2 separate regions of the Homo sapiens genome follow, and region 2 is linked to region 1. A link is an interaction called in ENCODE POLR2A ChIA-PET data of the cell type or tissue named here. Cell type or tissue: PC-3. All regions are shown on one strand. Links, peaks and the distances in the headings refer to the core of each region. The heading gives the core; the rest is flanking DNA.

Region 1 (6,521 bases), core at 1,993-4,492:
CTGAAATCCCAGCACTTTGAGAGGCCGAGGCGGGAGGATCACCTGAGGTCAGGAGTTCAAGGCCAGCCTGGTCAACATGGTGAAACCCCGTCTCTACTAAAAATACCAAAATAAAAAATAAAAATTAGCCAGGCATGGTGGCAGGCACCTGTGATCCCAGCTACTCAGGAAGATGAGGCAGGCAATGAACCTGGGGGGCAGAGGTTGCAGTGAGCCAAGATTGTGCCACTGCACTCCAGCCTGGGCAACAGAGCGAGACTCCATCTCAAAAAAAAAAAAATTATATACTATTGATGGACATTTAGATTATTTCTGAGTTTTGCTACTTTTACACACTATCTTTCAATAAAGTGCCTTATGAACATGTTTCTTTCTTTCTTTTTTTTTGACACGGAGTTTCACTCTTGCCGCCCAGGATAGAGTGCAATGGCGTGTTCTCGGCTCACTGCAACCTCCACCTCCCGGATTCAAGTGATTCTCCTGCCTCAGCCTCCCGAGTAGCTGGGATTTAGCTGGGATTACAGGCATGCACCCACCACGCCCAGCTAATTTTGTATTTTTAGGAAAGACGGGATTTCGCCATGTTGGTCAGGCTGGTCTCGAACTCCTGACCTCAGGTGATCCGCCTTCCTCAGCCTCCCAAAGTGCTGGGATTACAGGCATTAGCCACCGTACCCAGCCTACATATTAATTTCTGTACACACACTTGGATGTGTGTGTGCATTCCAGCATATGTGTGTGTACCGGTCCCTAGAATTATGAGACATTTTTATTCCCTCATATGTAAAATGCCTATTCATACTTTTTGTTTCTTTTCTTTTCTTTTTTTTTTTTTTTTCTTTTTTGAGACAGGGCCTGCTGGCTCTGTCGCCCGGGCTGGAGTCCAGTGGTGCTATCATAGCTCACTGCAGCCTTGATCTCCCAAATTCAAGCAGTCTTCCCACCTCAGCCTCCCAAGTAGCTGGGACTACATGGAAGCACCACCACACTCAGCTAATTTAAAAAAAAATTTTAAAGATGAGTTCTTGCTGTGTTGCCCAGGCTGGTCTCCAATTCCTGGGCTCAGGTGATCCTCCTATCTTGGCCTCCTAAAGTGCTGGGATTACAGGTGTGTGCCACTGCACCCAGTCTGTTTATTTCCTAATTAAATCACTTGCGTATTTCTTTGGGATGAAAGACACTTTTTACGCAGGCTTGTTAATTCTGGTCTGTTACAAGTGTTGCAAATATTTTCTCCTAGACTATCATTTAGATTTTTATGTCTGGCACACAAAACTCATCAACATGTTCCTTTCTTGATTCTCTAGGTTTTGTGACATGCTTAGTTAGAAAACTGTTCCACAAACTAAGATTTAAAATGATACATCCTGGCTGGGCGCGGTGGCTCACGCCTGTAATCCCAGCACTTTGGGAGGCTGAGGAGGGTGGATCGCGAGGTCAGGAAATCGAGACCATCCTGGCTAACACGGTGAAACCCTGTTTCTACTGAAAATACAAAAAATTAGCTGAGTGTGGTGGTGGGCACCTGTAGTCCCAGCTACTCGGGAGGCTGAGGCAGGAGAATTGCTTGAACCCGGGAGGTGGAAGTTGCAGTGAGCTGAGATCCCGCCATTGCACTCCAGCCTGGGTGACAAGAGCAAGACTCTGTCTCAAAAGACAAAAATGTTGTACATACACAGCATGGAATATTATGCAGCCACAAAAAGGAACGGGATCATGTCCTTTGCAGGGACATGGATGGAGCTGGAAGCCGTTGTCCTCAGCAAACTAACACAGAACAGAAAATCAAACACCACATGTTCTCACTTATAAGTGGGAGCTGAATACTGAGAACACATGGACACAGGGAGGGGAACAACACACACTGGGGCCGCTGGGGGGTGAGGTGAGGGGGAAGGGAGGGAGGGCTCCAGGATAAAGAGCTGACGTACGTGGGGCTTTTTGTTTGTTTGAGACGGAGTCTCGCTCTGTCACCCAGGCTGGAGTGCAATGGTGCAATCTCAGCTCACTGCAACCTCTGCTTCCCAGGTTCAAGTGATTCTCCTGCCTCAGCCTCCTGAGTAGCTGGGATTACAGGCGTCCGCCACCACACCCAGCTAATTTTTGTATTTTTAGTAGAGACGGGGTTTCACCATGTGGGTCAGGCTGGTCTCGAACTCCTGACCTCGAGCAAGCCACCCACCTCGGCCTCCCAAAGTGCTGGGATTACAGGCATGAGCCGCCGCGCCCAGCAACATGTGGGGCTTAATACCTAGGTGACGGGTTGATTGCAGCAAACCACCATGGCACATGTTTACCTATGTAACAAACCTGCAGGCTTGGGAATTCTGATCTGTTATAGGTGTTGCAAATATTTTCTCCTAGACTATCATTTAGATCTGCACATGTATCCCAGACTTAAAATTAAATTATTTTAAATTAAAAAAAAAAAAAAGAATCCAACTCCTCGTCTTTCCCAGCGTCGAGGGGCTCACATCCCTCAGCTCGGGGCCCCTTCCTCCACCTTCGCAGCCAGGAGCGCAGCCTCTTCTAGTCTTTCTTATGAGGGACCCTGTGAGGACACTGGGGACTCCAGATCATCCAGGCTGCTCTCCCATCTCAGAGTCCTTCACTCAATCGCACCTGCAGAGTCTCTGTTGCCGTGGAAGGTGACATACCCCTGTGCTCCCGGAATTAGAACAAGGACATCTTTGCCGGCTGCTATTCAGCCAACCATAGCTTGGGCTCCCCAGAGGCAGAGCCTGAGACAGAAGGTTCATATGCTCTTGTTTTCTGGGGGAGTCCAGTCTGATCCTCCATACGAGAGGGAGAGACCAGGACAATGAAGCAGGGAGCGAGAGCAGGCCCATAAGAGGGTGTGTCACTGCCTCAGCCTTGGCTTAATATAGGCGCCCTCGACCCCGCAAGCTCACGGAGCCGGCGTCTCAGGGCCCGTAGGCGGGAGGAGGTTGACTCACCGGCTCCTCACTGGCCACAGGCTCACCTCTGCACTGACTGGTTGTGGCTGCCTGTGTGCAGGGGGGAGCTCAGGTGCAGAGCTCACACCTGAGTGACATCCGTCAACACCTGACGGAGCTAGCCCGTGAGTGGGTGAGGTCGAGGGGCTCTGCAGGGGAGCATAAGAGGGTCTCATACCAGGACCGGCCATGTAACGTGCAGGGCTCAGTAAAAAATGAAAACACAGGGCCCTTTTTCAAAAATGTTTAAGAATTTCAAGACAATGACAGCAGCATTAAACCAAGGGTGGGGCCCTTCCGACCACACAGCGCTTCTGATCATGGGGCCCTGGGTGACTCACAAGTCGCACACCCATGAAGTCGGCCCTGTCTCATACACCCACCAACATATTTTTCAGATATTCCAGAAGGGGTTTGCTTAAGCTATTAGGACAGAAAAAAAGTCACAACAGATTGAAGTCATTAAACATTTAAAGCCTTTACTGGCCGGGTACAGTGGTTCATGCCTGTAATCCCAGCACTTTGGGAGGCCAAGGTGGGTGGATCACCTGAGGTCAGGAGTTCGAGACCAGCCTAACCAACATGGCGAAACCCCGTCTCTACTAGAAGTACAAAATTAGCTGGACGTGGTGGCTCATGCCTGTGATCCCAGCTACTCAGGAGGCTAAGGCAGGAGAATCACTTGAACCTGGGAGGCAGAGATTGCAGTGAGATGAGATCGCATCATTGCAACAAGAGCAAAACTCCATCTCAAAATTAAAAAAAAAAAACAAAAAAACAAAACCTTACCCTTATAACATGCTCACTTCAGTAGCACATATTCAAAAAGTTGGAAGGATGCAAAGATTAGTATTGCCCCTGCGTAAGGATGACATGAAGCATTTCATATTTTTAAAAAAGAAATAATAATAATTAAAAATTGCCAGGCGGGTGGCTCACGCCTGTAATCCCAGCACTTTGGGAGGCCAAGGCGGGTGGATCACGAGGTCAGGAGATCGAGACCATCCTGGCTAACACGGTGAAACCCCGTCTTTACTAAAAAAAAGTACAAAAAATTCGCCAGGCGTGGTGGCGGGCACCTCTAGTCCCAGCTACTTGGGAGGCTGAGGCAGGAGAATGGCTTGAACCCGGGAGGCAGAGGTTGCAGTGAGCCGAGATGGAGCCGCTGTACTCTAGCCTGGGCAACAGAGCAAGACTCTGTCTCAAAAAAAAAAAAAAAATTAGAGATCTTGTCTGGATTATCCAGGTAGGCCCAATGTCATCACAGGGTCCTTGTAAGAGGGTGGCAGGAAGGTCAGTCAGAGAAGGAGACATAACAACAGAAACAAGAGGCTGGAGTGATGTGAAGTCACAAGCCGAGTTGTACGAATAACTCCTGAAATCTGGAATACACCGGGAAACAAGTGAAAGAAGCTGCAGCCTTCACAGCCTCCATGCTACGATCCCAACTAGAAAAGATTCCGCAAAAGGCAAAGCTATACATGAGTAAAAACATCAGTGGTGGCTCACGCCTGTTATCCCAGCACTTTGGGAGGCTGAGGCGGGTGGATCACCTGAGGTCGGGAGTTGGAGACCAGCCTGACCAACATGGAGAAACCCTGTCTCTACTGAAAATACAAAATTAGCTGGATGTGGTGGTGCAGGCCTGTAATCCCAGCTACTCGGGAGGCTGAGGCAGGAGAATCGCTCGAACCCGGGAGGCGGAGGTTGCAGTGAGCCCAGATGGCACTGCTGTACTCCAGCCTGGGTGACAGAATGAGACTCCATCAAAAAAAAAAAAAAAAAAAAAAAATCAGGGGTTACCCAGGTTGAAGGAAGCGGGGATAAGGGTGAATAGGTGGAGCACAGAGGATTTGGGGAGCAGTGAAATTACTGTATGTGACACTGTCATGGTGGATATGTAACCTCATGCATTGGGTAAAACCCACAGAACACAGACCTCCAAGGGTGACCCCTACTGTAAACTCTGGACTGGGCTGGGTACGATGCCGAATGCAGACACTCTGCCTCTGCAAAGCAAAGAAGGGTCCACGCCACAGATGCCACAGAGCGCAGACTGATGGAGGGAGGGCACGATGGCCTCCTCAACCAGGCCGGGGAAGCACACCCAAATTAAGTATACATTGCCTCCCAAATCCAAGGAGATGCATTTGACGTCGTGCCTTCTCTTTGGTCCTGGGAAGGGCCAGAGGCAACAATTTATCTTTCACTTGACGTCAAGCAAGAGAAGGATAATGAGTACCAACAGCCAGCCTCCACATTGCACACATTTTGTTTATAATAATTAGAAAATTTGTTTTCATGCTAAAGAAAGGGTAAAAGAGCCATTTACAGGCAGCAGAAGCATAGTGCTTATCTAAGCAGAGACTTTTATTTTTATTTATTTATTTTATTTATTTTTTTTGAGACAGAGTCTCACTCTGTCACCCAGGCTGGAGTGCAGTGGCGCAATCTCGGCTCACTGCAACCTCCGCCTCCTGGGTTCAAGTGATTCTCTTGCCTCAGCCTCCTGAGTAGCTGGGATTACAGGCGCTCGCCACCACTCCTGACTAATTTTTGTATTTTTAGTAGAGACGGGGTTTCAGTATGTTGCCCAGGCTGGTCTCAAACTCCTGACCTCAAGTGATCCACCCGCCTTGGCCTGCCAAAGTGCTGGAATTACAGGCGTGAGCCACCACGCCCCGCCTTAAGCAGAGACTTTAAACCTGTCCATCTGGACTTCTGTCTCTGACCCACTGCCAGCCTCAAATCCCTCCCACTGGGATCTCCCCTCTTCCAGAATCCTTGCCTGCTCTCCAGTTCCCAGCCCTTCTGGCCAGTCCACGTGATTCCCAGAAAGTCCTCCACAAGCAACGGCAGGGCTCTGGAGCCCAGGCAGCCAATGAGGCAGGCTCAGGGTTTATTCTGCGCCCTCCCACACCCTCTCCGACCCCCGCCAGGGATCCAAAGAAAAGAGAAAAAATCCCACGAGGGGCCTGGGAGGGCACAGCAAAGTCTCCGGGATGGGGGCTCCCCCTGGGTGGCCGCGTCGGGTTCAGCGCTTTCTGCACTTGTGGCTGATCTGTAGCAGCCACCACAGGGTTTACAGTGGAAAGAGTGATGTAGGGCCTCACGGGTGAGCCGGCCCTAAGAATGTGCCACTCCTGGCCGGACGCAGTGGCTCAAGCCTGTAATCCCAGCACTGTGGGAGGCTGAGGCGGGCGGATCACCTGTGGTCAGGAGTTTGAGACCAGCCTGACCCACACGGAGAAACCCCGTCTCTACTAAAAATACAAAATTAGCCGGGCGTGGTGGCTCATGCCTGTAATCCCAGCTACTCGGGAGGCTGAGGAAGAAGAATCGCTTGAACCCGGGAGGCGGAGGTTGTGGTGAGCCAAGATCGCACCGTGGCACTCCAGCCTGGGCGACAAGAGTGAAACTCTGTCTAAAAAAAAAAAAAAAAAAGAATGTGCCGCTCTTTCTCGCCAACATTTATCACTCTGGGGAGAACTCCAAGCCAAGGTTGAGAAAGAAACATCTCCCCTGTTCAGAACGCAGACTGCCAGCGTACGCCAAGACAGGCCA
Region 2 (6,521 bases), core at 2,211-4,710, 1.9 Mb before region 1:
GTCAGGCTGGTCTCAAACTCCTGACCTCAGGTGATCTGCCCGTCTCGGTTTCCCAAAGTGCTGGGATTACAGGTGTGAGCCACCGCACCTGGCCTGGTGGTGTGTAGTTTCTAAAGCACATCCACGCCTGAGATGGTTGAGAAAACCGAGGCTCAGAGGGGTTTGTGTTCCTGCTCAGAGTCACAGCCCCGAACGGCAGAGCTGGAACCACATCCAGTCCCGGTGTCGCCCATCCAGGCACCCTAATCCCACGTCAGCCTGCTTGCCTCGTGGCGTTACGGCACACCTTTGCTCTGATGTGTTACTGGCACACCTGAGCTCCCGAGGGCAGGGCTGCTTCTTATTTATTTGTTATCTCAACAACTAGTATTTATTATCTCACCATATACTCAGTGACTGACGCCACCTGGGTGCCAGGCCCTGTGCTGCCTCTGCCACCCCTGTCCCTGTGCCTGGCCCTGCTGGCAGGAAGCTTGTGTTTGAGGACAGAGAACTTGGGGTGGGTTGGCGACGAGAGCCTGTCCCGAGTGGTGTCCCTCCAAGGACGATGAGCCACAGCGGGGCAGAAGGGGCCCTGGGAAGCAGGCTGCACCCGCCAGAATCTCCCAGGCCCGGGACCCAAACGCGAGTCTTCAGACAGGAGAGGCTGCAGTCTTCTCGCTGCAGGGGAGATGGTGGGGGGACTCGGGCCATTTGCCTGCTTCCTCTGTGCTGAGGCCGTGGTCAGCAATTCTGAGATTCCCAGCCCGGGTTTCCACCACCGACATCACTGTGTAAGGAGCAGGCAGTGCCTCTGAGCGGCCAGGGGCACCCATGCGCCAGAGCCAGTGCACGTGACCTGGCGAGGGGGCAGGAGTGGCCACTGCAAGGTGACAGCTGCTGGCACCTAATGCTCGCAGAGGGCCCCAGTGCACAGGCGCGGCTGGCTGTGCAGAGCTGCTGACCGCCTCTCACCACCCCCTGCCCTGCCCCGTGCCACCCGGGATGACTTCTGGCCTGGGTGCTTTTGGTAGCCACACCTCAGAAAACCTGTCTTCGTGACTGTGGGCCACCATGGGCATGAGTCACCTGTCACCAGAGCCTGGTGTCCCTGTGTAAGTGTGCCAGATAGGCAGAGGAGACAGGTGAAGGCACATTCCTCAGTGCCCGCTCACAGCTCTGCCCACCACGCATTCTGTAGAGAACCTCAGTGCCCTCCTCCCTGCTGGCAGCCAGGCAGGGATTTAGGCGGTTTCTGTTTGGCCTCCAGTGCTTGCCTCTCCCGTGTCCTATCCGCCCAGACCTCAGACCTGTCACTGTTCCCGGGCATCCTCCTGGATAAGAAACTGCCCAAATGTGGTAGCTGGGTCCCCAGGATGTGAGTCAGGCTAGGCCTGCCTAGCTCACGTTTTGTTCTTTGCAAATTTTCCCAACCTTGCAGCTCTCTGGGGAGGGAGCCAGCTCCAGGCTGGGAATGGGCCTGGCGGCCTCCATCAGTGTCAGCCCAGGTGAACCGTCCACGAGCCACAAAAGGGAAGGTGATGGGAGGAGTATCATCTGGCTGCCTTCCGGGTCACTGCGGGGAGTTGCTGCCCCCGGAGCTTAGCTGCTGTCAAGGGGTGGGATGTGGCGAGGACCCCCAAGAGGTTGCCCGGGGTCCTTTATTCTAGGGCGCTAAGCATTGGAGAGTGCTTCCTGTGTCTGAGACGGGACAGCAGGGGACCCGAAAACAAGCAAGCAAGAGGAATGCGAGGCCCCGTGAGGATAGCAGGAGGGTGGGGCAGCCTTGCAGCCATGGGGACATTTGGATGGACAGAGCCCTGGTGGCTAAGACCCAGCATGGGAAGATCCAGGGAGGCTCAGTGAGGGAGAAGGAACAGCGAGAGCAAAAGCTCTGAGGGGAGATGGGGGGGCCGCCCAGGCAGATGGGGGTGTAAGATGAAGTGTGAAGGGGCAGGCGCACGAGAGAGGAGGCATCAGTGGTGTGTTGGGAGAAGGTGAGGAGACCAGTGATGGGGATCAATCAGGAGAGCTTCCTGTGGGAGGAGGCTTCTCTGAGGTCTGAGGTCTGGGCGGATAGGACACGGGAGAGGCAAGCACTGGAGGCCAAACAGAAACCACCTAAATCCCTGCCTGGCTGCCGGCAGGGAGGAGGGCGCTGAGGTTCTCTACAGAATGCACGGTGGGCAGAGCTGTGAGCGGGCGCTGAGGAATGTGCCTTCACCTGTCTCCTCTGCCCACCTGGCACAGCTGCACAGGGACACCAGGCTCTGGTGACAGGTGACTCATGCCCATGGTGGCCCACAGTCACAAAGAAATGGAAGTCCTTCAGAAATGGAAGGGATCTTAGAGATGGTGAAGATGGTTTCTGTGTCTCAGGAAGGGCTCTGGGCTTTCGGGCAAGTCTCCTCAGCTCTCAGGGAGTGAGGGAACTCACGGCCCCTCGTTGAGATCTGTGCACCTGCAGCCTCTCACCGCTGTCACCATGCCCCGCAGTTCTCTCTCCAAGACCATTTCCAGTCTCTTCCTGCAGGGCTATGCATTGCCTCAGCTCCTTTTGAGGAGCTGTTGAGAAAAGATCGTTTTTTAAGAAAGCCTTATCGTTCCTGTGCATGTGGGTGATGTCATCACACTCTGCCCCCTGGACGCAGATCCTCCATGCTGCCCCCAGTGGGAACACCAGCCTGTGCTCAGTGCTGCAGAGCTGGTGTTTCCCTGCCAGGCGGAGCCTCAGGGGATTTATCGCCTCATTTGTTTGTGGGTTGGCTTTTTCCTTTTATAAGTTTTCATCGGAAACTGATTTTACCAGTTGTATGTCACACAGCCCTCCTGCCTGGTCCCCAAGATGAGAAATTACAATGCATGATGCATGAGGCTGATTTTCATGTAGATGTGTTCGCTCGGGCTGGAGCTCTGGGTGTGGTTTGTTCCTGGGAGAGGAGCCCCAGGCACTCACTGGCATCTCCATGTTTGGATGAAACCCTGTGCAAGGGCAAGGGTGGGAGCGTGTGTCCCACATAGCTGAGCCCCCTGGTTGGCAGGCCTGTCCTCCCGTCTCCTGGGAAGGTAGCATGAGCTTCCCACCTGCTCCCAGATTCCTCGCCCAGCCCTGGGGCGTTGCCCCTCCCCTTCCACCTGCCCTGACTGCATTCCAGGCAGAGCCAGGGTTGGTGGGGCCTGCAGTGGGGATCCCTTGACCTTCCTAGCCACTCCTGCTGTCTGGCCTTGGGCCAGGCATGTCTCTCCTAGGCCCTTAGCTGTCCTGTTTATCAAGTGGAGACATCTGCCCAGAGGCGGCAGCTGGGCCAGGTGGGGGCTGGAGGGCCCGGCTGGCTCTGTCCACTCCTCTCGGGGTTGTCCTGGAGCTCTGTGGGGTCAGCCTCGCACCACAGACAGTAGGTCCCAGCTTTCCACAGCAGAGGGCACCCCTTCTCCCCCACGCATGGAGGGGCAGGTGGGTCTCGTAGGTGCCCGAGGGGAGCAGGTCGGGCTCAGTGCTCTGCTGCCTCCTGGGCAGACTGGTAGTGGTGATGGGAGCCCCAGGGCTGCCGGTCATTAGAGCCGAGCCCAGGTCACCGCCCTGCCACCATGTGCTGGGACAGCGTGTGGCCCATGGCTTCTGCCAGACGGGCGGTGAGGGAGCCCCCACCATTGGGCAGCACTGGCCAGCCTAGGCCCCATACGGCCACCAGGCGCAGCCCGCAGCCTCCCCCACACCCATGTGGAGCTGGGCCAGGCAGGGTGCGTCCTCGGCATGCGTTTCCAAGGACTGCTGAGTCACCTCAGGGGTGACTCAGGGGCCCAGGGGCCAGGCCAGAGCCAAGGGGGACAGCAGGGGAGAGGCCGGGCTGCAAGGCCACAGCACGGGAAGGGCAGCATGCGGACCAGAGGCCAAGCCTCTCAATGCAGACGAGGGCCAGGAGGCCAGGGAGGAGGCTGTCCCGGGAGAAACGCCGATTGCCCCATCTAGGGCGGACGGGCCAGGTTCGGGCTGGTGGAGGCCTTCCGGGATGCAGGCCCTGCACAGGGTTCCTTAGGGTTTAAAGTCAGCAGCCAGAGCTGGAGGCCTCATCAGAAAGGCAGTGTGGGCTGGACTCCCGCTGGTGACTTTGCTGTCAGCACAGGAGAGGTCCTTCTGGCCCTGGGGCTGCCCTCACGGAGCCTCCGGCCACCAGACCATCATAGACCAGGCCTGAATGTCCCCTTTCTCTCTCGGGGATGGTCACAGAGCTGGCCCCTGGCCCCTGGCTGCCACTCTGTTGTGGCCACCGCTGAGCAATTTCCTGTCGTGGCTGTCACCACTTCGTCTGCGTGACTTCTTTCCAGTGGCTGATTCCCTCTCTGCTTCCAGTTCCCCTGATGTGTTGGCCTCAGACTCTTGGATGGGGCCTCCAGGGCCCATCTGGAGGATTTCTCTTGCCTAAGTTTTTTTCTCCCCCTCATTTTCATGTGCTGTGACTTCAAATGACATCGGCTCGCTGCCGCGCACACAACAAAGCATTTATCGCTCTCTGCCAATCTGAGAGTCCTTTCTCCAGCTCCAAGAGCCAGGAGTCAGGCAGGGCAGGGCCCGACAGCCTGAGAGACGGCATGAATGGCCAGCACCACAGTTGGCAGAAACGCACCCCCAAGGCGATTTAGACTGCGGTGGCCGGGCCGCACCATGGCCCCCAATGTCTGGCTGTCTTTCCCTACCATGGCACCCAGCCACACCTCTGGCCAGGAAGTCTGTGGCAGGCCTGTCCCCACAGCCTGGGGGCCGTGGGGAAGCCGGGCTCTCAGGGGGCCCTCTGTGGCCTGGTCTGAGGCAGAGCCCATTCTGGTTCCAGTCCAGAGCCGGTATCTCGGTTGCCAGCCCAGGCCCAAGGGACTGCCCCTTTGGCTGAGAGGACGCCTGGGGCTTCCAGAGCCACTGTCCTTTTGCTGCCAGAGCTTGGTTCCCAGAGGAGCGCCTGACCCGCCACAGAGGTGGGTCTGTGGCTGTCCCCGGGTGCCCAATCTGGCCATGGTGGCAGCGTCTGGTTTGGGGTTTCCGTGAGAAAATAATTTCAGAAACTTTGTCTTGATTCATTGTTTTCAGTGCCTCCGTTCCCAAAGGCTGCTTTTTAAAAACCATTCAGCCTTGATGGACAGGAGGGGAGATCTCTACTGAGAGGCTGGAGGCTCGAAGGACAGTGGCAAATCCAGGGCTCTCAGAACTCCCAGATGCTGAGGGGAGCCCCGGCTGTCGGGACCCTTCCCTCCGTGCATCACACACAGTGGGTGATGACCCAGTCAGCCCCAAGGCAGAGGCTCCCTCCATCTTCCCTTGGGCTGGGGAGTGGGTTTCTGCCGTCTGATTCCTCGCCGCCGGGCCATGAGGATCACCTGGCACCTGTGAGGGTCACTTGGCACCTGTGGTGCTCCTGTGGCCCCCCCTCCCACTGCTCCTCTCCCTCCCCCTCCTGGCCTCATCCCTGAGCATGTGCAGGAATGACTACTCCTGCTTTTCACCTGCGGATGCCCTGCAGGCTCCCAGACCAGGAGCCCAGGGGCCACAACCCCACCCATGCCAGGCACTTACTGTCACAGGAAAGCTCAGAGCTGCCTGCAGCCAGCGCCGCCCCTGTAGATAGGCGAGCTTTCATAGTCAGCACGCAAGGGCCTCAGGTCTGGAGAGTCCCCATGCCACTGGGGCCACTGAAGGTTTCCAGGAAGGACAGACAGACACATCAGCAAGCCAGGAGCCTGGGAGCCCACATGGAAAAGGGGACACGAAGGCCAGTGGCTTCCTGTGTCGCTGGGCAGCAGGCCGCCTCCAGGCTGTGCGCGTCTTCGACTTTTTGACTCATGGGAAAGAAGCTGTGATGGACTCGAGGTGGCCATGTGTGTTGGGCAGTGGCTCCCAGGTGTTGGGCCAGCAGGGAAGGGCGTTGCAGATGGAAAGGGGTTCAGAGACACACGGATATGATACATCCCTACATCCTTTGCCCCTGCCCTCTTCCCACGTCAGGGCTTTTTCTACACCACAGGGATCCTTACGTCCCTCCCTGGGGCCTCCACCCCGACCCTGTATTCCAGCTGTTTTGCACAGAGGTCTGATAAGGACTCTGCTGCTTCTGCAGGCCTTACCCTGGCTTTGCCCCTTTCCATGGCTGACCAGGCCTTGAACACAGCTGCAGTGTTAGAACTGCGCCCACTGTGAGGAGGGGCTGAGCACTCGCCTCCTCCACGTCCCCTTCAGCTTCCTCCTCTGTGACGTTGGGGGCCGGGCACAGAGTGCCTAGCATGGGGGCTGGCACATGGGACTGTGAATAGTGGCCCTTGTTCCGTGTGTCCTGCCTGCCCTGTCCCTGGTCCTGCAGGTGGCTGGGCCTGGACCCCCTCCTATGGTCCCCAGCTCCCCAACCCATGCTTTGTCCTGGGGCTGTTGTCCCCTAGTCCTGTAAATGTATGGCCTTGGCCAGGCACACTGTGTCATGCCTGTAGTTTTGGCACTTGGAAGGCTGAGGTAGGATTGCTTGAGGCCGAGTTTGAGACCAGCCTGGGCAACATAGTGAGAC

What was found. Peaks named below come from ENCODE experiments on the same cell type or tissue, not always from the same donor. Only the 100,000 strongest peaks of a DNase experiment are listed, where the experiment ranks them.
Region 2: POLR2A ChIA-PET joins it to region 1 with 6 read pairs; 1 of 35 experiments calls an interaction of 5 or more read pairs at or near these places.

The regions. Positions count from the first base shown.
Region 1 is chr19:2,500,376-2,506,896 of GRCh38, reverse strand. It overlaps the pseudogene RNU6-993P. Among named protein-coding and RNA genes, the nearest start is that of GADD45B, 28 kb to the right of the region's middle. In PC-3, for the core only: no CTCF peak of the experiment used is centred there; DNase peaks (open chromatin) are centred at 2,946 and 3,286; H3K4me3 peaks cover 647 bases; H3K27ac peaks cover 1,547 bases.
Region 2 is chr19:4,372,006-4,378,526 of GRCh38, reverse strand. All of the region lies in intron 1 of SH3GL1 (SH3 domain containing GRB2 like 1, endophilin A2), which reads left to right. Among named protein-coding and RNA genes, the nearest start is that of SH3GL1, 25 kb to the left of the region's middle. RefSeq lists enhancers at 2,470-2,659, 2,461-2,755, 2,481-2,775, 2,740-2,849, 2,425-3,158 and 6 more and a silencer at 2,961-3,255. In PC-3, for the core only: a CTCF peak has its summit at 2,602; DNase peaks (open chromatin) are centred at 2,656, 3,156 and 3,746; H3K4me3 peaks cover 1,500 bases; H3K27ac peaks cover 2,500 bases.